Regions from separate parts of the Mus musculus genome. Here region 1 is linked to region 2. Evidence: chromatin contacts called from ENCODE POLR2A ChIA-PET data. All regions are on one chromosome and are shown on one strand. Each heading gives the region's core, a stretch centred on a gene start or an enhancer-like site at or near the end of the contact. The rest is flanking DNA. Distances are from core to core; before and after follow the strand shown.

What was found. ChIA-PET counts read pairs that join two places held with the same protein, here RNA polymerase II (POLR2A).
Region 1: POLR2A ChIA-PET joins it to region 2 with 18 read pairs in Patski. The contact joins the promoter of Crat here to the enhancer-like site in region 2. POLR2A ChIA-PET finds 5 or more read pairs at or near these places in 2 of 5 experiments (Patski and embryonic stem cell).

What each region holds. Positions count from the first base shown.
Region 1 is chr2:30,413,668-30,419,844 of GRCm38, forward strand. It overlaps Crat (carnitine acetyltransferase), which reads right to left and starts at 2,081. Exons shown (of 14, transcript NM_007760.3): 1 at 1,645-2,081. The coding sequence starts at 1,671. It overlaps Ptpa (protein phosphatase 2 protein activator), which reads left to right and starts at 2,383. Exons shown (of 10, transcript NM_138748.5): 1 at 2,383-2,665. The coding sequence starts at 2,635.
Region 2 is chr2:30,713,219-30,718,741 of GRCm38, forward strand. It overlaps Gm14488 (a long non-coding RNA gene), which reads right to left. Exons shown (of 4, transcript XR_866106.3): 3 at 1,150-1,183; 4 at 1-196. Among named protein-coding and RNA genes, the nearest start is that of Gm14488, 5.2 kb to the right of the region's middle. Within about 2 kb of position 3,590, at least 2 of the 3 ENCODE cell types and tissues checked have a DNase peak (open chromatin) inside an H3K27ac peak, as active enhancers do.

The DNA.
Region 1 (6,177 bases), core at 831-3,330, 300 kb before region 2:
GTGGGGCGGTGGTGAGGGGCGTGGGTAGTGCTGCAGCAAGAGCGCTGAGTGGCCTGGCATGGAGGATGAGAGGTGGCAGAGAGAGGCAGGAAGAGGGAGTCCCGGAGACTCTGGAGGTGGCAGAAAGCAAGACAGGAAGGGCCCAGGCTGCTGGCACAGTGGCAGGCAAGCGGCAGTAGCGCCATTCCATACCTTCTCTCTCTGCTGCTCGTCCTCCATGGCAGGACTGAGGATGTGAGCCCTGTCTGTCTGCCTGGGCTGGACCTCTAAGCCTAACTGTGCTACCAATTGGATGAGCAGAAACTAGCAAGAGCGGCCACCTGCCTGGACTGGAAAGAGAAGACAAGACTCACAATTCAGGCGTGAAGGGTGGTGAGGCAGTAGCCACTGGCGTGGTAGCATCTAAGGCTGGAGCAGTGGTAGCTGTGGGGCTGCAGATGCCGCTCTGCCTCTCGCTAGCCTCCAGAAGAGGAGGAGTAAGGCAGGTAAGTGGGCTGGAAGTAGGTACTGAGGTAAGAGGAGACTGGGAGCTCTCTCCTGTCTTCTTTAGATGGGCCCAGTGCCAGGGAGGCAAGCCAAGAGAGGTATTAAAAAATCCACCTGTCAAAATCTTCATAGATCTTTTTGATGTGGGAAAACTTGGCTGGAGGGTGGAAACAGGCTGGCCGCTAACCTGTGGCCCTGAAATCAGCCCTGCTTGGGAATGGTGCAAGACAGGAGATGCCAGGGAAGGGCCACTAGTGGACAACCAACGATTGCCACACACCTGCCCAGCTGTTTCCCTTCCAGACCTCAGGGCCTTGGTGGCCACCCCTCTTTTGGTGGTTTGTTTGTTTTTTCTAAATGAGTTCTGGATCATCCAGGTTGGGATCAATAGTGGGGGAAATACACTTTTGTGCTTCTGCTGTGAGTAATAAGCCAAAAGACCCCATTTGGGCTCAGTTTATTAGCACAACCATGGGATTTGATTGTCTCCTTGTTTCAGTCTCCCTAGCATTAAAATGCTTATGCAGTAAGGTGGTCCCAGAGGGTGACGGAAGGCGGGACGACTTGGAGGAGGGTCTCAGGTGCTGCCAGGACTCTTAGTAGAATCTCAGTCTTAGCTGCCAACCCAGTGTCTGACAGGGCAGTCCAGTTCACAGCTGGATAGACAGCCTGAATCAGAGAGGACAGGAGCTCACCATTAGGATAGCTGCTTTAGATAAGGATGGTGAGGGGCAGCCTGCCACCTCCTGCCTCCTCCTGCCTGTTTGGGGGATTTTCAGTACTAGTCTCCACCTGAGGTTCTCTTAGCAATATGCAATGGGGAGGGTGGGCATCTGATGAACTCAAGGAGACTGGGTAGGCTTGGAGAAGTGGCTCTAGTCGGGCAGAAGCATAGCCTAGGGCTGAGCTCTCTAACCAGTAGCCCCGACAGGTGTCTGAGTCCGAATAACTGGGAGCATTAGGGAGGAGTGGAGTGGAAAGGTACAAAAGACTTGAACCTAGGTTTCTCAGTCTTCTTCTGGGATCGAACCCACCCCTTACCTGGTCTCCTTTATCCACCTTGCAGATCGCACCCTACCAGCCGGTCTGGGGTTTTCTTGACCGTTGCTGGAGGCCCGCCCGTCTTGTCCCGTCCATGGCCCTGCTGGGCGAACTCACCACGGTTCTGGCAGCAAAGGCTAACATCGTCCCAGTCTGTTTGCGGACACTTGGTCCGCTCCGCCCCTCGCGCTGGGTAAAGACTGCGCCACTGCTGGGGTGCTGGGGTCAGTGGGTTCGCGGCTCCGGTTCTAGGTTCAAGGTCGCCGAGTCACTGCCGCTAGCCAGTAGAGGCGGCCCCGCGGCCACCGGGCCCGGCGGGCTGCCGGTGGGGCAGGACTCACGGGGCGGAGCTTTGGTGGCTCGCAGTCCCCGGCCGCTCGCCCCGATCTCGGGGTGGGCCCAAGCCGGGGAGTGGCCGCAGAGGGCGGGGCTTGCGGAGACGGACCTCTAGCTCAGCTGTTAGCAGCCCGGCGCTGGGCTCCCGTCACGGGGTCACAACGGTAGGCGCTGTCCCGCTCGTGCTCTCCGCCTCCGAAAGCCACCTTAGCTGTCGAGGCGGTCACGTGCGTTCAAGTCTGACTGGTGTCCTTGAACGTCACTCTAGGAATGGCAGGAGAACACAACTGTTGACTGGGGACTGTCTCAGATTGCTTGGGTGGAGGCATGCACAAAGAAGATGACAGGTGGCCTTGCTCCGCAAGAATACTGCTGCCATACCTATTCCCTCCATCACCCCTCACCAAAACAAACAAACAAACAAACAAACAAGCAAACAGAACCCGACGCCCCGCACAAACATGGCTGCCAGCGCCGCAGTTGGCTTGCAGGCGGCAGCCGTTAGTGCGCATGCTCCTCGGCGCCCCGCACCAAGATGGCCGCTGCCTCGGTCGGCGCGGCCGCCGCGAGACGGCCGTTGGTGGGCATGCTCCCTGAGTGCCTCGCACCGGCATGGCTGCCGCCTTCGCGCGAGTGACTGTAATTCTCGGCTTCCGGTCCTAGCCAGTCAGCGCTCATTTCCCTGCTGGAAGCTTGGCGGAGCCGGGGAGAGCTGCGGGGTGAACATTGAGAGGGACCGGCGAGCATCCGCTCCGGCTCCTCACGGAGAAGATGGCCGAGGGCGAGCGGCAGCCGCCGCCAGGTAGGGCGGTTGGAGGGCCCGGGCGTGCGGGTGGGAAAGGGGTGTGGCTCGGGGGGTCTCCCGAGTCTGAGGAGCTCTGGGGACGGAGGAGGCAGGGCTGACGGCCTGGGCTGCAGGCGGGTGGCGGTGAGGGCGACCCGGCCAGGGCGGGCGGGCAGAGCGCGGTCAGGGGAAAGGCTCTGGACCTGGGGGCAGAGTTGCCTGGGGTCGGGGCGAGAGGGATCCAGGAGGCTGCGTTCTTTATGAGACTCCGCTCGGGTGGACCTGGGCCTCGCTCGGACGCCAGGCTCCTTCATGCATGTCCTGCCCACCCTGCATGTCTTCCCTCCCTCCGTCCCTCCTTCCGTCCTGCAGGCTTGGCTCTGGGGGTTTCAGTATCTGCAGAGTTAATTGAGAGAAACTGCCCACGGTGTCTAAACCACTAATTTTAAGAGGCTGTTTGTACAAAATGAGAGGGTTGGTGGCATCGTCGTCTGTAACTTTTATTTACACTGTGGCCTCGTTGTGGTCCATCTCAAGTAACTAGGGCAGAGACAGAGGCCAGATGCTCCAGTAGAGACCCCCTTTCCTGGAGGAGGAGAAAGCAGTTTGCTGACTCCGTGTAGTTAAGAAGGACTGGAAAATTCTTACAGAGTGGCTAGGTTGGCTAAACTCAGCTCGTACTTTGATAGTGTTTGATGTACCTTCCACCACACTTCCTTTTTTGTGGTCCCAAAGAAAGTCTCAGGAGGAAGAAAATTTGAAAATCAAAAGAAGCACCATTTTTGTGGCGCCCCCCCCCTAAATATATGAACACGTGGAATTCAAAACCAGACATTTATTTTAAGTTATACAAAATCTCTATGAATGTGTCGTTTTTGTTTGTTTTGTTTTTGTTTTTCGAGACAGGGTTTCTCTGTGAAGCTCTGGCTGTCCTGGAACTCACTCTGTAGACCAGGCTGGCCTCGAACTCAGAAATCCACCTGCCTCTGCCTCCCATGTGCTGGGAGTGCGCCACCACTGCCTGGCCTTATGGATGTGTCTTAATCGACTTTAGTGTTGACATCAAGACATAGATAGTAGCTAGCACTCGGGAGGCAGAGGCAGGTGGATTTCTGAGTTTGAGGCCAGCCTGGTCTACAGAGTGAGTTCCAGGACAGCCAGGGCTATACAGAGAAACCCTGTCTCCACAAAAAAAAAAAAAAAAAGAGTAGCTATCAGGCAGGCAGACTCCTTTTGAAATGAGTGTCTCTGAAGATGAATAGGGAAGGGACATTGGGGACCAGAACCTATGTACTAGAGGGAAAAAACAAACAACCAAACAACCTTAGGAAGGTTGTGGACATTTTTGAGTTACACAGACTATATGGCAAGTCACCATATGTGTCCTTTAGTAGACGGAAATTGAGCCACCCGGGGCTCAGTAAGAGTGCCTGCTGCCAAGTCTGGCAGCCTAAGTTCCATCCTGGGAACCCACGCGTGGGAGAATGGAACTGACTTGAATGTTGTCCTCTGACCTCCACTCACATGCTGTGTGTGGCACACACACACACATACATACATAATTTTAAAATAATTTAAAATGAGGTTTATCAAACTTTCCTCATGGAGTTGTGGTCTGATGTGAGCAGAGTGTTTGGGTGTGGTGAGTACTCACTGGATGCAAACATGTCACATCTGTCACATATGGGAGGTGATAAATCCAGCACACTGGGGTGTGTGTGTGGGGGGTCGTTTGTTTGGTTTTTTGAGACAGGTATGGATGTGTATCTCCAAATCCCCTGGCTCTTTCCATTTTCCTCCTGACATCTCCAGACAGGCTCTGTTCTCTGCACTTGCTACATATCCAGAACTTGTTTAGGACTAGAACTCACTGTACAGACCACACTGGCTCAGAAATCCACCTGTCTCTGCCTCTTGAGTGCTGGGATTAAAGGCCTGCACTGCTGTATCCAGCTTGTGCTTTTGATACAAGGTCACTGGGCCTGGCTAAAAATCACCTTAATAGCCAAGAATGACTTTGTGTGTCCGATCCTCTTGTTCCCCCCGTCCCCCTTCCAAGAGCTCGGGTCACATATGTGGGTCACCATGCTTAGCTGTTTTGTTTTGAGGCAGGGTCTCACTCTGTGCCCAAGGCTGGCTAGAGTTGGGGGTCCTTCTGCCTCCACCCACCTAGTGCTGGGCTGTAGTGATGCTACCGAGCTCCTGCTCAGCGCCAGCTTCTGGGCTACTTTTGGGTTTTTTCCCAAGGGTCATTTGTAAAATTCCTTGTGTTATGATCTTAAGCTGTCAATGCAGGGGATCCAGGGCCTCCGGGTTCCTTGTCAGAGGCAACCTGAGACTGGAGAGGCTGTGAATGTGAGCTCTGTGATAGTCCTGGCTCTGAAGGCTTGTTTGCTTTGTTTGCTTGTTTGTTTTTGATTTGGGTTTGTATTCTGCCAACTGTATTTCTTCAATGGCATGCTCTTGCCTCACAGTGATGTACTGTTTTTTGGGGGACGTAGCCTGGAAGCCGTGTTCTCCGTGAAATAATGTCTGGAGGGCAGTGTCTTGCAGGGAATAGGTCCTGTGCAGGAGGACTGGATCCTGGTTGGTTTGCAGCTTGGTTATTTGGGATGGGGAGGTCATTTCCCATAAAATGTGTCCCCATAAACTGTCGTTAGCTCACCAGGCTGGCTTCAAAGCTTTTTTATTTAGCGTCTTACTTCAAGTAGCAATTTAGTTTTTCCAGGGGCCTCGGATGGGTCTGTGGGAAAAGGTGTGTGGGGTGGGAGGAGGAGACGTTGGGGCTTCTGGACTCCACCCGAGTGGCCTCCACTCCCCTGCACTCTACTTGTGGGTTCTGCCAAGGCAGGGGAGCTTCTCTCTCATTCCCTAGCTTCCCCTCAGGTCTCCATGCCCTGCCCTTCTCCAGGCAGGCTCCCGTGTGCAGAGCGCTCCAGGCCCCTGTGGCTTTTTCTGCTTGTAGTATGGCTAGGTTTTACAGGAGGGCAGCAGGGCCGCCTTCTGTTCTGTGGAGGCTCGTCTTTCACCCTTCCTGACGGTTGCAGTTTTAAAGGGGATGCTTATTGAACGCCCACATCTCCAATTGCAGACTCAGGCTGAGGCGCTCTCTGAGACCTCGGCGCATGGGTTTGGGATTCTTTTTCTCTGTGATAAAGGAGGTGTGTTCTTAGCCAAGCACAATCATTCCAGCACTGTGTAAAAATGCCTTCACTAAGCATCAGATACACAGAGCCTAGGAATGTGCACACGCTAGTCTGTAAACTTACTTAAAATAACTAGCGTTTCCAGACTTTGGGGGACTGTGGAAAACATAATTTTAAAAGTAGAAGGCACTTTTAAATTGTGCTCCCTAGAGATGACCAGCAGAGTTTTCCTGTCTAATCCTTTAGAAGAATGTGAGTTGTTAGGCTGGTGAGATGGCTCAGTGGGTAAGAGCACCTGACTGCTCTTCCAAAGGTCCGGAGTTCAAATCCCAGCAACCACATGGTGGCTCACAACCATCTGTAACAAGATCTGACGCCCTCTTC
Region 2 (5,523 bases), core at 2,340-4,839:
GGAGAAAGGGACCTGGAACCTGGCCAGCTGTTAAGGGATGACTGCAGTTGGGAGCACTACCGATGACAGGTCTGGGTTCAAGTCATGGCCTCTGCTCCTGCCAGAGGTTCCAACCTAGAAGACTTGCTCGGGAAGACCACGCAGAGAGTGTTCCAGAACCTCCAGTTGGCAGGTTCTCGGGCTGTTTGGCTTTGTCCTGTTGGGACCCAACATACAGAGGGAAAACTAGATTAAAACTAGGCTGTCCTTCTCAGAGGCGGGTGGGGTGGGGTGGGGGTGGGGGGCAGCTGCTGTTCCTCACCTCTGCCTAACATCCTTCCCTGAAGCAGCAAAGCCCCTCACCTGGGCAGTGGCTGGGGCTCCCTGCCCACACTGTGGAAGCTAGTGGACCTTGTAGGCAGCTGCCCCTGACCTCCCCTCCTCTCCGTCTCCCCTCCTCTGCTCCTCCCCTCCCTGCCTCAGCCTTGCTGGAGCTCTTTCAAGTCCTCCGTGCTCCTTTGCCTGGACTCCTCCAGCCTCCAGGCCTTTGCACATGTGCGGGTGTGGTTTTCACTTCTGGAACACTCCTAACCTCACCCTGCTTTTCCAGTTAACTCTTCCAACTCCATCTCTCCTTAGCTCTTCCCTTCATGTGTATCACAGTTAGCATCACCCCACAAACACATAATTCACACATACCACACACACATACACACACACATACCACACACACACACACACAACACACATACCACACACACACACAACACAACACACACACACTCCATCCACATGGCACAGAAGGAGACTCACTTCCCCTCCATCACACAGCCCATTCTGCACACCACAGACCCCAGACACTGGCTCTCAAGTCAGTCAGGCCTCCCATGGCCTCCAGCCTTGTCCCCTGGTGGATCTCCTCTGAGGGCAGAAACCCTGATAGAGGCTTTTCTGGTTCAGAGACTGGCCTCTACTCCCTCAACCTCACAATTATCACTGTCCTGGCCCCATGCTCCATCCATCCAGGAACTATTCTTCCTGTAAACAACCTTTACCCACACTCAGTCACTCATCTGACCCCAACTGCAGCTTAAAGTTACAGCCCTAAGGTAATCTCTGTCTTGAGTCTCAACCTTTTCATCTGTAAAATGGGACAATACTGAAAATTACCTTGTAAAAACACAGCAATGTCATGGTGGGAATCCTGTATGGCCAAAAAAGGTGAGTGAGCTTATGAGAGATGTAGGTGTAACCAGCCCCTACAGACGAGCCACCCCTCCACCCCCACCTCCCACCCCCCAAGCCCCATTCCTTTGAGTACTAAGGCCTCCCTCTCCTTTGGATCAGCAGGAATCCAGCACTCAGATTCAGAACAGGGCACATCCTTTCACATGTAGAGCTGGGAGACACCAAGACTGTAGAAGAGTGGGAAGGTCCGCATCACCCCTCCCTCGCTTAGACCTGAACCATGCATGGAGGGTCTGCAGCAAGGATCCAGTTACCCTCAGTGTACCCAGAGTCAAGCAGAGACAGGAAACAAGGGAATGAGGGCAGTGTGAGGGAAGGCTGCTGGGATGTGACCCAGGAGCCCCCATGCTCATTAATGACCATGTCTGGGAGCGAGGAATGGTGGGTCCACGAGCAGAGTGTGTGCCCAGCACGTACAAAGTCCTGGGTTCTGTCCACGGCACCACATCACACCAGGCAGGCTGGCCTAGGTCTGCAGTTCCAGCTCTCAGGATATGGAGGCAGAAGGACCAGGAATCCAAGGTCATCCTTGGCTGCATAGCAAGTTTAAAGTTAGCCTGGGCTACATGAGATTCTGACTCAAAAAATGAAAACAAAAGAAAACGAAAGATTTGGGGAGTAAGAATCCCTTGAGCGTGTTAGGTATGGACCTGTGAAAATCTTGAAATTTTCTTTATCAGTTCCATTCCCTGTCTCAGTACGATGTGCATGCGTTTACCTGGGCAGGAAGCAGGGTGTTTCAGAGCAAACGCAAGGGGAGCAGGGGCAGGAGAGATGGCTCAGTGGTTCGCAGTTGCTGCTCTTCCAGAGGACCTGAGTTCAGTTCCCAGCACCAAAATCAGGCAGCTGACAACTGTCCACAACTCTAGCTCCAAGGGACCCTACACCTCTGGCCTCTGCCTGCATGTGCATACCTGTGTGCGCGCACACACACAAATGTGTTTAAAAACCACAGAGAACTTGGCATTTCCCCTCCTTCTTGTGAGCTCAGACAAGTCTCCATGCCCTGCTGAGGACCTGAGTGGTGTCCCAGTGCTGTTGAGAGGACCTTTAGGTGACAAATATAAATCTTATGGCATGGGAAACCAAGAACCCTGCTCCAATTCCTACCCACCTCACCCCAGAATAACTAGCCTCGGCGCCCCCCCAAACCTTTAGCTTTGTATCTCTGAACCTCAGGACCTGATAGCCAAGGCAAGTCCTGGATTTGGTAGGCTAACACCAACACAGGCGGGACCTGTGACAAAGTGAAAGCAGCTCAGGCTAGACCTGTGACAGAGTGATAGCTGCTCAGGCTAGACCTGAGACAGAAAGGCAGGACAGTTTGGTGGTCTGACCAGGTACTCAGGTCCAACTTCTCAGTTGGATTTGGGGAACTCGTCTGAGTGGAGATGACATTCTTCAACCACGTGGTTAACTTGACTGATAAGCTGAGAACACAGGCAGGTGGACCAAAGCCCTTGTGTCCATTCTGACATGACAGCCAAGTGCTGGCGTTGTCCTCACAACCCAGGAAGCACCCAGGGCTCAATGAGTTGTGACAGATGAAGAGCCTGGTGGACAGCGACCCTTTGAAGCCACACTGCTATGCTAAGGAGGTGGCAGGATCTGCACTTGGCCCACCCTGAAGCTGGGTGTTCTAACCACCAGGCTTCCCTGCCTTGTCTCCTTGGCAGTGAAGCAGGGTGCACTTCATAGAGAAGCCTGGGAGAATGATTGGAGGTAGGTGCTAGCTGCAGGTCAGGCCATCAGAGGAACTGTCTGAAGGTCACAAATCACAGCACCCCCAGCCCCATGTTAACTGGGAAGAATCTCAAATGATCACCCACCCTTCTGGCCAGTCCTATACAAAGCAAAGCTTCCACTAGAGAGGTTGAGACATTTGCCCAAAGACCCACAGCAAGATATTGCCCCCTCGGTCTGTAGCTAGAAGGAGGGAGGTGGACCACCTGGGTTCTGATCTGGGTCTGTGACTCGCCTTTTGTGTCAAAGAACCTTTGTGCGTAGTGTCCTTGTCCTGGAGAATGGAAACATGAGGTCCCTTTATAAAGGGGGCTGTGCGGGAGGCAGTGCTGATGAAGACTAGAGAGCCCAGGGGCCTGCTGAGATCCAGAGATCCCCTCCAGCACCCAGTGGTCCTCCATGATGCTGGGCATTCTGCTGAGACCCAGAGGAGCAGCTGCAAGCTTGGCTGCCGGGCAGCTTTCCTGCTGCACACTGGCCACGGGGGGAAGCTAGCTGGCCACCGGATACTCCGCAGATAACCAGCTCCTGCTGTGTGATTTCTGCTGGGCTGGGAGTGGGGGTGGGGATCAGGGACGCCCCACCCCCAGGAGGTGAGGGGCAGAAAACAGGACTCCAAGCCAAGCAAGTGGAGAGTGCAAAGACCCAGCGCAGAAAGGAACAGAATGTGCCCTACCTAATCAGAGCTGGGGCCAATGGCTGGAGCCCAGAGCCACAGGGGGATGAGACAAAAAGGTGGCATCCAGGGGAAGCTGGCCATCAGTGGGGCACGTTGTGGCAGGGAACTCAACATGGAAGCCAGTTCTGTTGCTGAAGGAAGCAGCAGCCTGGTCTGAGTTCCAGGAAGATTTGCATGGCTGGCTTTAGGGAGGGATACCAGGTGGGCAGGGAATGTGGGAGAGGAGCTCTGGGAGGGGGCAGAGAGGGGTAGGTGCGCACAGCACAGGCCGAAGCAGTGGGAACGGGAACTTTGGGAAGAGTCCGCAATGGCTTAGGGGTGGCGATCTAGCTAGAGTGGGTGTGGCCAGAAGCAAAGGGCAGAAGGAAATTCCAAGAGAGCAGCCCCTGGCTCCAGCGAAGACCACCCCAGCTGCACTTGCAGCCCAGGGCGCTTGGCAGGACCTCTCCACTTAAGACTGGTGGTTCAGAGACCAGCGTGGTCGGAGCCCCGGAGCTCGGGTCTCAGAGGCCCCGAGGGTTGTCTAAACTGCCTCGTGGGCACTCTCAGCACTCAGGTGACCAGCAGATGGCTGTCTGTAGGGGCGTGGCCCCAGCTGACTCTCAGCCTGCAGTGCCCACTCGGTCCTGAGTGTGCACAGCCCGCGGAGGACAAGCAGAGGTGGTAGATAGAGCTGAGGATCCTGGGAGGAAGCTAGCCACCGTGTGCTCCCTTCTGGGCACCAGAAAAACCCGGGAGCTAGAAATACAAACCCAGCCTTGGAGGCCTGTATCTTTCCTAAGGAAGGTGGATTTGTCAGGGTGGAGGGAAGGGATTTGATTTAGCTGCTTGCTAGCCTGATTTATAATTTGTAAACACTCAGGCAGGCCTGTGGGTCTCTGCATATTTCCAAAGTCCAGAGAAGCAGCCTTCTGGACCAGTAGCTGACTAACCCTTTGCTATGCTTCAGTCCTTCCCAGTAGTCCTTTCTTTGTGCTTGCCCCAGGGGTCCTCTGCCATTGGGGGTTCAGTCCCAGCTTATATTCCTGGAGACCACAAGGCTCTCCTCTGTCACTGGTCAACTACAGGGGGTTTGCTGGGGTCTGAGCAGCTGGGCACAATTCCACCTCTACTGCGGGAAGCAACACTTCCCTGAAGAGCAGAAGAAGCCTGTAAGAAAGGCAGCCCTGAGATGGCGGGGTAACCTTGAGCCGTTTGCTCTCCCGAAACCCCATCTTCCCAATGGTACCACTTGTGCTCACTCAGGCGCACCGTGGGACGCAGAGCCCACGTGTGCCCCGCATTTGTCAAGCACATGGCAGGGATTAGGAAGGGCGTGAGTTACATCATTCACTTCTTTTTACAGCTGAGAAAAACAAACCGAGGCTCAGCGAGGTGCAGCAGTCTGTCCAAGGTCACACAGCCCAGAACAGGACAGGGATGTCCCAGTTACACAGCACCCATGGGACTATGCGGCCGTAGGACTGCACCTCCTTCACCTATTCCCCGGTCCTCTCAACTCTCAGGCTCTGCAGGCTACGTGGGGGACACAGAGGTGGGTGGTGTGGGCAGAGCGCAGCTTGCTGGGAGGAACGGGTTAATGCGCTCCGCCGCATTGGGCCGGCCTCCAGGAGAGCCAGCCAATGGGCATGCTTGGTGATGAGGTAATGCCAGGACGCGCAGAGTGGGTGGGGCTTGAGTGGACCCCTCTGCTCCTTCTGACTTTCTGCTCTCCTTAGCAACCCCTCACCTTTGACCTTGATATCCCGGCTCTTCTTCCAACCTTGAGGGACTGGGATCATCAGCCCCCTGCAGCACTGAGCCTCACGCACTGCTGCAGATGTTCAGATGCATCCTAGCCTGAATAACACCCCCTGGACCTCAGTTTCCCTAGA